2 separate regions of the Homo sapiens genome follow, and region 2 is linked to region 1. Evidence: chromatin contacts called from ENCODE Hi-C or POLR2A ChIA-PET data. All regions are on one chromosome and are shown on one strand. Each heading gives the region's core, a stretch centred on a gene start or an enhancer-like site at or near the end of the contact. The rest is flanking DNA. Distances are from core to core; before and after follow the strand shown. Region 1 holds the start of SREBF1 (sterol regulatory element binding transcription factor 1). Region 2 holds the start of USP22 (ubiquitin specific peptidase 22).

Region 1 (5,872 bases), core at 881-3,380:
CAACAACAACAACAACAAAAACAGTGATAGCCAGGTGCAGTGACTCACACTTGCAATCCCAGCACTTTGGGGGGGCCGAGGTAGGTGGATCACCTAAGGTCAGGAGTTCAAGACCAGCCTGGCCAAAATGGTGAAACCTCATCTCTACTAAAAATACAAAAATTAGCCTGGCATGGTGGCGTGCGCCTGTAATCCCAGCTACTCAGGAGGCTGAGACAGAATTGCTTGAACCTGGGAGGTGGAGGTCGCAGTGAGCCGAGATCATGCCGCTGCACTCCAGCCTGGGTGACAGAGAGAGACTTTGTCTCAAAACAAAAAACAAAACAAAACAAAACAAAAAACAGTGAGGCAGATCTGTTGTGATGATGACTCCAAAACACCCTCCCTGCCTCTGCAGAGGGACTGCAGAAAGGGTTATTCCCATTTTATAGATACAGTAGCTGAGACTCAGAAGTGAGGTATTGGATCCAGGTCACACAGCAAGCAGGTGAAAACCCAGATCACCTGCCTAGCTCTGAAGAAAATGGTATTTAGGCTTCACCCAGCACTTCCTATCCCACCCCCTCCCTGGGAAGGGCTGTTTAAATTTTCAGGGAAGTCACCAGCTTCCTGCAGCCTCTAGAGTGTTGGTGGGGGTGGGGCACTGAGGAGAAGCCAGCTTTGTTCTCTGTGTTCTCCAGCAGTTGTTCATCTGGAGGGAGTGGGTCCTGGGTGGACCCTTGAGCAGGGCTACTTGGGGAGATGTGGTTTGGCGACCCCTATGACTTCTGGCGCCGCTATTCTGGGTAATTTTCCACCGCAGCCACTTCTGGGAGAGGAACAAAGGGAGCTGGATGTCCAGGCTGAGCCCCAGGGACTTGGGCTCTGTGGCTTCTCTCCCCCACACACCCCTTCTAAAATGCATCATGAATGTTACTCCTGCTTAGGGCGTGGCCAGATAGGCTATATCTGGAGTTTGAGCAAGGCAGTCTGCAGGATGGCTTGACTTATGAAGGTCTGGGGTCGGGAAGGCCTGAGGCCCAGGCCCCTGATGAGTTTCCTGGACTGCCCTCCACCAAGGGTGCTTCTCTCTGCTTGCATACCTCTGGGGACAGGGAGCTCACTGCCTTATCACATTCAGATTCCTGAATGTTAATTCTGGTTTATTTCAACCCACCTCATTGGGACCCCTTCCCTCCTTCCTGCCCCACCTGGCTCTGTCCCTAGGCCACAGAACCAGGTTCGGTTTCCAGCCCTCTTCTCAACAGGGCTGCCTGCTCTGATCTAGTCCCAGCTTGTGATGATCCAGGGCAGCCTGGCTCTGATCTAAAGCACAGCTACCTCTTCCTTGCGGCCCCTATCCTGGCTGCTCCTGGGAATAAGTGCCAAATCTGGGGTCAGACAGCCCTGGGGCCAGTCTTCCTTGGGTACTGGCTTCCTCCTTCAGGAGCTGCACTGGGCCCACTGGTATCCTATCCCTACAGCTGGATCTGGGAGGAAACCAGATGACGAAATTCCAGCCTCTTTCTTTGGCCACTCCTGTCCTCAAGAGGCCAATCTTCTGGTTTCTTTGCAGAGAGGGGGCAGGCTGATCTCACAGGTCATGCTCCCCTCCACATTGTCACTAGCCTCCCAGCCTGCCCGTGAGAAAGCATCATTAGGCCCATGTTACAAATGAGGAAAATTGAGGCAGAGTGATGTAACTGGCCCAGCAGTTACATCAGGCCTGCTCACAACACAGCAGGCCTGGGACCCCTATAACTTGGATCCTGGTCTGTCTTGTTCTAAAGAGTCAAATCTAGGAAATGAGGAAATGAAGTTTGGGATGGGCCCAGGCCTGGGGCTTCCACTCGGCTTCCTTGCTTGGTGCTGGAGAAACAGAGGCCCAGAGAGGGGGCTCGGCTTGCCCGCGTTCCCGCAGCAGCCGGCCAGAGGCCGCTGCCATTGTGCGCGAGGCTGGATAAAATGAATGACTGGAGGGCGCTCTGGAGGAGGGGCCGGCTGAGGGGAGATTTGTGGCGCAGACCGGGGATCAGGGGTCCCCCGCTCTCTCAAGGTGGGGCGGGGCCGTCTATCTGGGAGGGCGGGTCCTCCCCGAAAGGCCCCGCCTCCGCCTCGACCGCCCAGCAGAGCTGCGGCCGGGGGAACCCAGTTTCCGAGGAACTTTTCGCCGGCGCCGGGCCGCCTCTGAGGCCAGGGCAGGACACGAACGCGCGGAGCGGCGGCGGCGACTGAGAGCCGGGGCCGCGGCGGCGCTCCCTAGGAAGGGCCGTACGAGGCGGCGGGCCCGGCGGGCCTCCCGGAGGAGGCGGCTGCGCCATGGACGAGCCACCCTTCAGCGAGGCGGCTTTGGAGCAGGCGCTGGGCGAGCCGTGCGATCTGGACGCGGCGCTGCTGACCGACATCGAAGGTGCGTCAGGGCGGGCAGGGCTTGAAGCTGCGCCGGGTGGCGCGAGTAGGGGGCGCGCAGGTGTCTCCCTGGCCTTTGTCTCCCCCACGGGCGCCAGCTCCGTGCTGTGCTCGCGCGGGACTTCCCGGTGTCTCTGAGCTCGGTGTCCCGAGCCTCACCGAGCCTCCCTGGTTCCCGCGCTAGCGTCTCGGGCCGCGCGCTTGTGGGTGAGGGCTCCTGGGCCGGGCCGGGGTCCCTTGGCGGCTCCGGGCCGGGACACGTGCGCCTCTACGCGTCCCAGGCCGGGTGCCGCCCGACCGGTGACTCTCCAGCCCTGTGATGGCCACGGCTGAAGCTGGGGACCCAGGCGTCGCCGAAGCTCCGCCCCAGCCCCAGCCGTGACGTAATTGCGAGGTTACTCACGGTCATTCCCTCCGGCCCGAGAGTTCAGCTCGGCGTCGGAGCTCTTGCGCATGCGCATGGGCGCTGCCTCGCGCCCTTCCCCCGCCTCGTGTCGGGTTCTCCCGGTCTGCGACGGGCACAGCCTCCGCACTCATTCACTGACATCCACCGAATGCCAGGCCCCGTCTTAGGCACCGAGGGTTTACAGACAGACCTGGGTACCCCCTCTTTTAGGGAACACAAAAATCTCCCGGGAAACCAAACGGGTATTTAGTTGTACCTTGGGTGGAGCGAGGCTGGGGGAGGGCAGGGATGTGGCTACTTTGGGTAGAGCGGTCAGGGACTTCTAAGCTGAGACCTGAGGGTCACCCCCAGGACCAGCAAGGAAAGATGTTTTCCAGGCCACGGCAAGGGAAGGGCAAAGGCCTCGAGGCAGGGCCTAAGTGTGAGGAGTTAGAGGCTTGCAAAGGAGTGAGGTCAGGGAGGAGGAGGACGCAAACCGACTTGGTCGGCCAGGGAAAGGGCGGAGCAGAACAGTGGCACCGGCTTCCATCTTTGGAGCATCACCCTGGCTGTGATGAGAAGGGGTTTGGGGCCAATGGTGGCACCAAGTGCCAATTAGGAGGCCCGTTGCTTCCATTTTGTAGATAGAGCAAACGGAAGCCCCTAGCAAATTGCCTGCATGGTTTCTGTGCAGGAGTTTTAGCAGCACTAGCTAAGTTGCACTTGGTTGATGAGGAAACTGAGGCCAAGGTCGCAGGAACAAGATGCCTAGACTCACAGCCTGAATGGACATGTCCATGGAACCCGTGGCCACCCTGGGGTTGGCAAAACAGATATATCTATGCCACCACCACTCCTGCCCTACTGCAGCCTTGCAGATGAGCCCAGCTGGTTGCCAGCCCCAGAAGCTTCCCAGCCCTCCCTCCTTCCCCCTGGGGCTGGGCTAGGGGAGGACCCCAGAGGAGAGGCCCTGATTGTGAGGCTTTTCCAAAACAGCCTCCCCTATCCCTGGCACGAGGGGTTGTCCTTCACTGCCCTCTGGAGTGATGAACCCTGAAATCCCAAGCCCTAGGGAGATCTGGGCCTGACTCAACTACCAGTTCCACATCACTGGGCCCAGTGAGTGTAGTCCCAAGAGGCAACGTGACCAAGCCAGGAGGACATGCGCTTTGGGGTCAGAACTTGAACCTGGACACTCCTCACTTCCTTTGTCATCCTGCTCAAGCCCTCTCACCCTCTAAACCTTAGTTTCCACCTCCAGAAAAATGATGCAAACCCTCCCTTCATGGGCAAGTTGGACAACAGAACCCGTTCTGGGCCACAGGTCTGATACAGACCTTTGTTTGTTTGTTTGTTTGTTTTCTGCAGTGGCGCAATTTTGGCTCACTGCAAGCTCCTCCTCCTGGGTTCACGCCATTCTCCTGCCTTAGTCTCCCAAGTAGCTGGGACTACAGGCGCCAGCCACCACGCCTGGCTAATTTTTTGTATTTTTAGTAGAGACGGGGTTTCACTGTGCTAGCCAGGATGGTCTCGATCTCCTGACCTTGTGATCCGCCCGCCTCAGCCTCCCAAAGTGCTGGGATTACAGGTGTGAGCCACCGCTCCCAGCCCAGACCTTTCTTACTGACAGAATCTGGTCTGGGCCAGAGGTCTGATACAGACCTTTCTTACTGACTCATGGATAAAAACATTGTCTCTCCAGAACCAAAGGCCAGGCATGGGCAGCCATGTGGCCCAAGGTCTAGTCTATGAGAGAGTGGGGGCAGTCCCAGCCCCTTGAAGACTGGGGGCAGCCCCTTCTCACTAGGCAGGGCTCAGCTTTACCCACTTCAGTAGAGGATTTTTCAGTTTTTATTCAAACTTCCTGTTTTTCTTCCCAATTACACACATCTTTTTTCATTGTAGAAAACTTAGAAAATGCAAGTGAGCAAAAAGAAGAAAATAAAATCTTTAGACCTGGGGTGGTGGCTCACACCTATAATCCCAGCACTTGGGAGGTCGAAGCAAGAGGATGACTTGTGTCCAGGAGTTTGAGACCAGCCTGGGCAACATGACAAAATCCTGTCTCTACAAAAATAAAAAATTAGCTGGGTGTGGGTGACATGTGCCTGTAGTCTCAGCTACTCTGGAGGCTGAAGTGGGAGGATTGCTTGAGCCTGGACTTAGAGGCTGCAGTGAGCTATAACCATGCCGTTGCACTCAGCCTGGATGACAGAGTGAGATTCTGTTTCAAAAAAAACTTTAAACCTACCACCCAGAGATAAGCCCTGCTAATTATGTGAAAGAGCTTTTCTTCTCTCTCTCTCTCTCTCTCTGTGTGTTTATATGTGTTTGGGGATGGGTGCACACTCTTCATAAACTTTTTTTTTTTTGAGACAGGGTCTCGCTCTTTTGCCCATGCTGTAGTCCAGTGGCATGATCTCAGCTCACTGCAAACTCTGCCTCTCAGGTTCAAGAGATTCTCCAGCTCCCAAGTAGCTGGGATTACAGTCATGCACCGCCACGCCTGGTTAAATTTTGTATTTTTAGTAGAGATGGCCATGTTGGCCAGGCTGGTCTCGAACTCCTGAGCTCAGGTGATCTGCCCACCTCAGCCTCTCAAAAGTGCTGGGATTACAGGGCATGAACCACCATGCCCGGCCTTCATCAATTTTTTAAAAACGACTTTATTGAGGTATACTTTATGTATCACAAAATTTACCCATTTTTAGTATATCATTCAATGATTTTTAGTTAACTTTTTGAGTTGTGTGACAATTACTAGCTGTCGAACATTTTTATCACACAGTGAGATCCCTTATACTTCTTTAGTCAGTTCCTGTTCCTGCTCCCAGCCCCGGGCAGCTGTGGATCTGTATGTGTGTGTGTATATATATATATATATATATATATTTTTTTTTTTTTTTTTTTTTTTTTTTTTTTGAGACGGAGTCTTGCTCTGTCGCCCAGGCTGGAGTGCAGTGGTGCGATCTTGGCTCACTGCAAGCTCCGCCTCCCAGGTTCAAACAGTTCTGCCTCAGCCTCCCGAGTAGCTGGGATTACAGGCACCTGCCACCACGCCCGGCTAATTTTTTTGTATTTTTAGTAGAGATGGGGTTT
Region 2 (5,872 bases), core at 2,491-4,990, 3.2 Mb before region 1:
CTCGGCCTCCCAAAGTGCTGGGATTACAGGCGTGAGCCACCATGCCCGGCCTTTTTTTTTTTAAATTAAAAAAAAAAAAATTCTCCTCTCCCATCCTCCTGGGATTCTTGAAGCAAGAAATTGTTGTAATCATCTCAATTGCCAGCAACTATCAGATCAATAACTGCTAATGTTTCTTGAGCCCTTATTAACAACAGGCACTTGCTAAGAGTTTTGTATGGATTATCTCATTTATTCCTTGCCATACACTTCAACGTAAGCACAGAGCTGATATTCTCCCAATTTTAACAGATAAGTGAACAGGCTGAGAAATTTAGGCAATCCGCCCAAGGTTACACAGATAGTAGGTGGCAGAGCCTGACTGTAATTTAGCAATCTGACTTGATTCTTGGATACATGAATAAATGCATATACTGAACATGTGGGCCACTGTTTTCTACATGTTGTAGAACAGTGTGTTCCCTCGTACCATGACACTTTGTCATTTCTTTTTAAGTTTTAGTGATTTTTAAATACAAAGGAATATATTAATTTTCATTGTAAGAAAACATTCAAACATTACAGATTAAGTCACATCTACCTTTTCCTTTCCAGAAGTTACTGTTATTGATGGGTGTGTTTCTTTCTTCCAGGCCTTCCATTATTTTCCTACAAACGTCAGCATATTTTCTGTAATTTTCTGCAATTTGTTGTATTCATTTATGTTTTATGACTTTTTGTACTAGTACTTACAGATCTAGTTTTTTTTTTCTCTGTTGCCCAGGCTGGAATCACTGGCATGATCAGGGCTCATTGCAGCCTCGACCTCCTATGCTCAAACAATCCTCCCGCCTCAGCCTGCTGGGTAGCTGGGACTATAGGCGTGCACCACCACAACTGGCTTTTTTTTTTTTTTTTTAATTTCTTTGTAGAGATAGGGTTTCATCACATTGCCCAAGCTGGACTTCATTCTTTTTAATAGCTGTGTACTATTCCCTAGAATGGCTAGTCCATCATTTATTCAATGATTCTCCTATTAATCGTCATTAACGTTTCCATTTGTTTCCCATTAGAAAAAAAGCACTTCATCCATACATCTTTTGGGGACTGCTTCTCAAGAGTATATTCTGTAGTTTAAATTTTTTAAAATCACTAAGGTTGTTCTGATTATGGAACATTTAAATCATTATAATTGATTCAAGTGGACAGCACAGATATTCTTCTGTGCTTAGATGATCGTATTGATAAAAAAAAAGATAATAAATATTAGGGCCTGAATGCTAAGTGCACATTTGTGAAGCCAAATCATATTTGTATAAGCCCAACAATATGAGAAAACTCCTTACATCAATATTTATAGAGATGGATCACATATTTTTGTAATTCCTGACTTACTAGTTAGGATTTTAGTTTTTTGTAAGCTGACATTCTTTCCTCTAACATAAACATGGTTTTCCTTAACAAGTGTTTTATTCTAGAAATGGTCTCGTTAGATTTTTCTGTAAATGTGTTTCGGGTTAATTAATTCGGCAGGGTTTTGTTTTGTTTAGAGATGGGGTCTTGCTTTGTTGCCCAGGCTAGAGTGTAGTGGCACAATCACAGCTCACTGCAGCCTTGACCTCCTGGGCTCTGCGATCCTCTTGCCGTAGCCTCTGGAGTAGCTGGGACTACTATAGGGCTTCACCGGGTAATTCCGAGTACCTGCATGTAGCCAATACAGTTCTGGGAACTTGCGGCTGTAGTAGTACATAAAACACACAATATCATTACCCTCTTGGAGGCCAGGCGCAGTGGCTCACGCCTATAAGCCCAGCACTGTGGGAGGCCGAGGCTGGTGGACCACTTGCTGTCAGAAGTTCAAAACCAGCCTGACGAAACCCCATTTCTAGTAAAAGTTCCAGATCAACATGGTGAAAGCCCCTCTCTACTAAAAATACAAAAATTAGCGGCGTGGTGGCAGGCGCCTGTAATATCAGCTACTGGGGAGGCTGAGGCAGGAGAATCGCTTGAATCTGGGAGGCGGAGGTTTCAGTGAGCCGAAATTGCACCACTGTACTCCAGCCTTGGGCAACAGAGCGAGACTCTGTCTCAAAAATAAAAAATAAAAAAAAAAGATTACCCTCTCGTAATTTTTCATGCTATTAAGGGAAGAGACAATAAAAAAAATAAGTAAATATTCATTACGCCAGATAGTGATAAATTCTTTGGAGAAAAACAAAGCAGGGTAAGGGAATGGAGAATTTTGGGGGGCTTGCAATTTTCATTAGGGTGGCAATTTTCCTTTTCACGGAAAAGGAGGTGTGTGATAAAGCTGGAAGGAGGTGAGCGAGCATCAGACATGGAATATAAGGATGCAGAGGGTGAGGGGGTAGGGAAAGCATTTTAGGGAGAGGGTACTGCAAGCACGAAGGCCATGAGGCAAAAACCTGTGCTCGGCAATTTGTCTTGGCCACAAAAGCTTTATCCCAGTCGTCAGTCCATTAAACCCTGTAGCTTTAAGTGTTGTGAGATCACAATCTTTATTTTTTAACTTGTGATGGTTCTGGACGGCAATTGCTGTTTCCTGCAATCTGTGGATGAATGAATGAGCAAAGCAGTTAGCAGCGGGATGAGTACAGGGGAGCAGCTCCACACCTGACACCTTATCCAAGTTCCCCCAGACCCTTGGCGCCCTGGTTCCCCCAGAACTTCGTTTGCATTCGTCTTTAAATGTCTTCTCAGTTTGCCTTGGGTCAGTTATTTGTATACCGATTAGACCTGTGCCGCCCACTGCGGTAGCAGCTAGTAGGAATTGGATGTGCTTTAAGTGTAAATACCAGATTTCCAAGACTTGCTGCAAAAACTGTAAAACATTCCACTAACGATTTTGCAATACTGCCTACATGCTGAAATAATTTGACTTTATTGGGTTGAGATATATTACTGTAACTTTCTTTTTTCATTAGAAAAATGTAGCCACTAGCAAATGTGAAGTGTCAGGCGTGTGGCGCGCAGATGCCTCTTTAAACTGGATGGCGCCGGGTTGGCCCTCACTATCAGCGGGCTCCCGACAGGAGGCGCCCCAGCTTGCGGCCGGGGGCAGCGCCTACCAGGCAGTTGGCAGGCAGTTCCAGCCCCGGGCCACGGCACTGCAGGGCCCGAGCCAGGTTACGGCAACCGGGGGCCCTGCAAACAGCTCCCGATTAGGGGGTGCTTTTGGGTGGGAAAGCGCAGGCCCTGGATGGAGGCCCGACCTGCGGCGCTCCAGCTCATCGCCCCGCCTCTTTGCGGCAGAGCTCAGGCCGGCGCAAACCGGTTCAGTGCTAGGACTGACGTCTCGCGCCGCCCAACCGCAGCACGCCCCCGCCTCCCCAGTCCTCTGGAAGAGACAGGGAACGTCTAGCCGCCAGGGTCCCGGGAGGCGGCTCTGTACCAGACGGACTATACTGAGAGCCTATGACAATAGCCGAAGGTGCCGGGGGGGGGGGGGGGGTGGCCTACTACCAATAAAGGAAGGGGAGGGGCGGGCCCTCGTTAGCTTCCCCCCCCTACCACGCTTCCTCGGGCGCGGGTCTACCCAGAGCCTAACGGGCGCGCGAGTGTGGGGGAAGGGCCTGGCGCGGGCTGGAGACTGCGCAGTGCGGTGCCGGCCGGGAGGGGGGGGGGGGGTGACGTAATCTCCGTCCGCGGCCGCGGCGCCCCGCCCCGCGACACCCTCCGCGAACCGCGAGAGCGCAGCGCAGGCGGTCCGCAGCAGCCGCAGCTCGGGGGCGGTGCCTGCCTTGCAGCCTCCCCTCGGCGATCGCGCAGCCCCATCTTTGTCCGGCCTCCGCGCTTTGTTCTCGGCGCCCGGGCCTTGGCCAGCCTGGCCAGCCGCCGAGCAGCCCCCACGCCGCGCTGGCGTCGTCCTCGCCTCCCTCGCCGCCGCCCCCCGCGCGCGGCCGGGCCTTGCCCCCCATGGTGTCCCGGCCAGAGCCCGAGGGCGAGGCCATGGACGCCGAGCTGGCGGTAGCGCCGCCGGGCTGCTCGCACCTGGGCAGCTTCAAGGTGGACAACTGGAAGCAGAACCTGCGGGCCATCTACCAGTGCTTCGTGTGGAGCGGCACGGCTGAGGCCCGCAAGCGCAAGGTGCGCCCGGCAGCCCACCGCGCGGCGGGCTCGGGGCCTTCTGCCGCTCCTGAGGCCGGCCGGCGGAGGGGCCCTTTTCCTGCCCTCTTCCCTTCCCCCGTTGCCTTTCCCTGTCCTTCCTCTTCCTCTCTCCTTCTGCCCTCTCTTCTCTTTACCCCTTCCCCCTCCTTTCCTTCCCCCCTCAACTCTCTCCCTTCCCTTATCTCCTCATCTTCCTATCCTTCCCCTCTCCCCCCTTCCCCCATTCTTCCTTTCCCTCCCCCTCCTCTCTGTCCCCTCCCCCTCCTCTCTGTCCCCTCCCCCTCCTTTCTCTCCGCCCTCCCCCTCCCTTATCCTTCTTGGCCCGGGAGGGGCGAGTGCTTCCGGGCCGGGGGTGGTGTTCTCCTGCCCTGCTGCCTGGGGAGCCTGGGACTTCGGTGGGCGGTCCCGGGCGTTCCTGCGCGAGGTCCTTGCGGGGAACTCTCCTGGTTCTGGAGGGTTCGGGGCTGGATGCGGGTGCAGAGAAAGAAATATTTCAAAAAAATGAGTAAAGGATGGGGGGCTGTCGAGTTCTGGGCGTTGGTCTGCAGCGGTCACCCGCCGCCAGGAGCGACCTTGGACGGGAGCTGGGGCAGGAGGCGGGCTGGGGGGCGCGGGGCCGGAGCTTCGCGGCTGCCTCGGGGCCCGCGAGGAGCTGGAGGTGGAGGGCGGCAGGGGCTGGGGCCGGGGCGAGCCTGTGGGTGCGGAGCCACAGCCCGGGTTTGCGTTGCGGCTGAGGAGTAGACTTGGAAGCGCGCCGTGGGCTGTGGGAGGCCTTAACCAGGAGTGAGTCCCCTCGGGGAGCCCAGTCTTGCGTCCCGCAGTTAGGCTTGGTAAGGGTTTGGAAATCAAAACGTAACGTGATTCTTCTATGTGAATAAAGTTTATTTTTACAGTTTCACGCGCTTTTGTAGATTACAATCCGAGATTGGGAGTTGTGAGGGCAGTTTCCACCTTGAGTGGCATTTTTTTATTTATGGGAATACCAACAGGCTCGCTGAGATTGTAGGGTATGTTAAGCAGTAATTCAAAAAAAAAATTATTTTTTTGAGACGAAGTCTCGCTTTGTACCCCAGGCTGGAGTGCAGTGGCGCGATTTCGGCTCACTACAATCTCCGCCTCCCGGGTTCAGCCGATTCTCCTGCCTCAGCCTCCTGAGTAGCTGGGATTACAGGCTCCTGCTACCACGCCCGGCTAATTTTTGTATTTTTAGTAGAGACGGGGTTTCACCATGTTGGCCAGGCTGGTCTGGAACTCCTGATCTCAGGTGATCCACCCGCCTCTGCCTCCCAAAGTGTTGGGATTACAGGCATGAGCCACCGTGCCCGGCCTCAAAATTTTTTTTATCTGTAATGGTATCAGGTAGCGTTATGTCTGGATGAACTAAAATCAGACATAAAACGTTTCAGGATCGGAGTTAGAGTCTTGCTAGTAGAATTGTGTGTCTTTAAGAAAAGATGGCCTGGCTTGGCGCGGTGGCTGACGCCTGTAATCCCAGCACGTGGGGAGGCCGAGGGGGGCAGATCACGAGGTCAGGAGTTCGAGACCAGCCTGGCCAACATGGTGAAACCTCATCTCTACTAAAAATACGAAAAGTAGCCGGGTGTGATGGCGGGCGCCTGTAATCCCAGCTACTCCAGAGGTTGAGGCAGGAGAATCACTTCAACCCGGGAGGCGGAGGTTGCAGTGAGCAGTGATCGCGCCACTGTACTCCAGACTGGGTGACAGAGCAAGACCCCCTCCGGAAAAAAAAAAAAAAGGGTGGCCT

What was found. A loop is a pair of places that touch in the nucleus more often than their neighbours do. ChIA-PET counts read pairs that join two places held with the same protein, here RNA polymerase II (POLR2A). Pooled maps may share reads with other maps.
Region 2: a loop to region 1 is called in a map with no recorded cell type, with 11 times the contacts of the local background. The contact joins the promoter of USP22 here to the promoter of SREBF1 in region 1. A Hi-C loop is called at or near these places in 1 of 37 single-sample maps with no recorded cell type and 4 of 50 pooled maps. POLR2A ChIA-PET finds 5 or more read pairs at or near these places in 1 of 52 experiments (activated CD8-positive, alpha-beta memory T cell).

The regions. Positions count from the first base shown.
Region 1 is chr17:17,833,244-17,839,115 of GRCh38, reverse strand. SREBF1 (sterol regulatory element binding transcription factor 1) reads left to right here and starts at 2,130. Exons shown (of 19, transcript NM_004176.5): 1 at 2,130-2,389. The coding sequence starts at 2,299. RefSeq lists enhancers at 549-1,450, 1,451-2,353, 2,354-3,255 and silencers at 2,122-2,281, 2,472-2,751.
Region 2 is chr17:21,040,879-21,046,750 of GRCh38, reverse strand. USP22 (ubiquitin specific peptidase 22) reads left to right here and starts at 3,740. Exons shown (of 13, transcript NM_015276.2): 1 at 3,740-4,086. The coding sequence starts at 3,916. RefSeq lists enhancers at 2,022-2,969, 2,970-3,919 and a silencer at 3,455-4,054.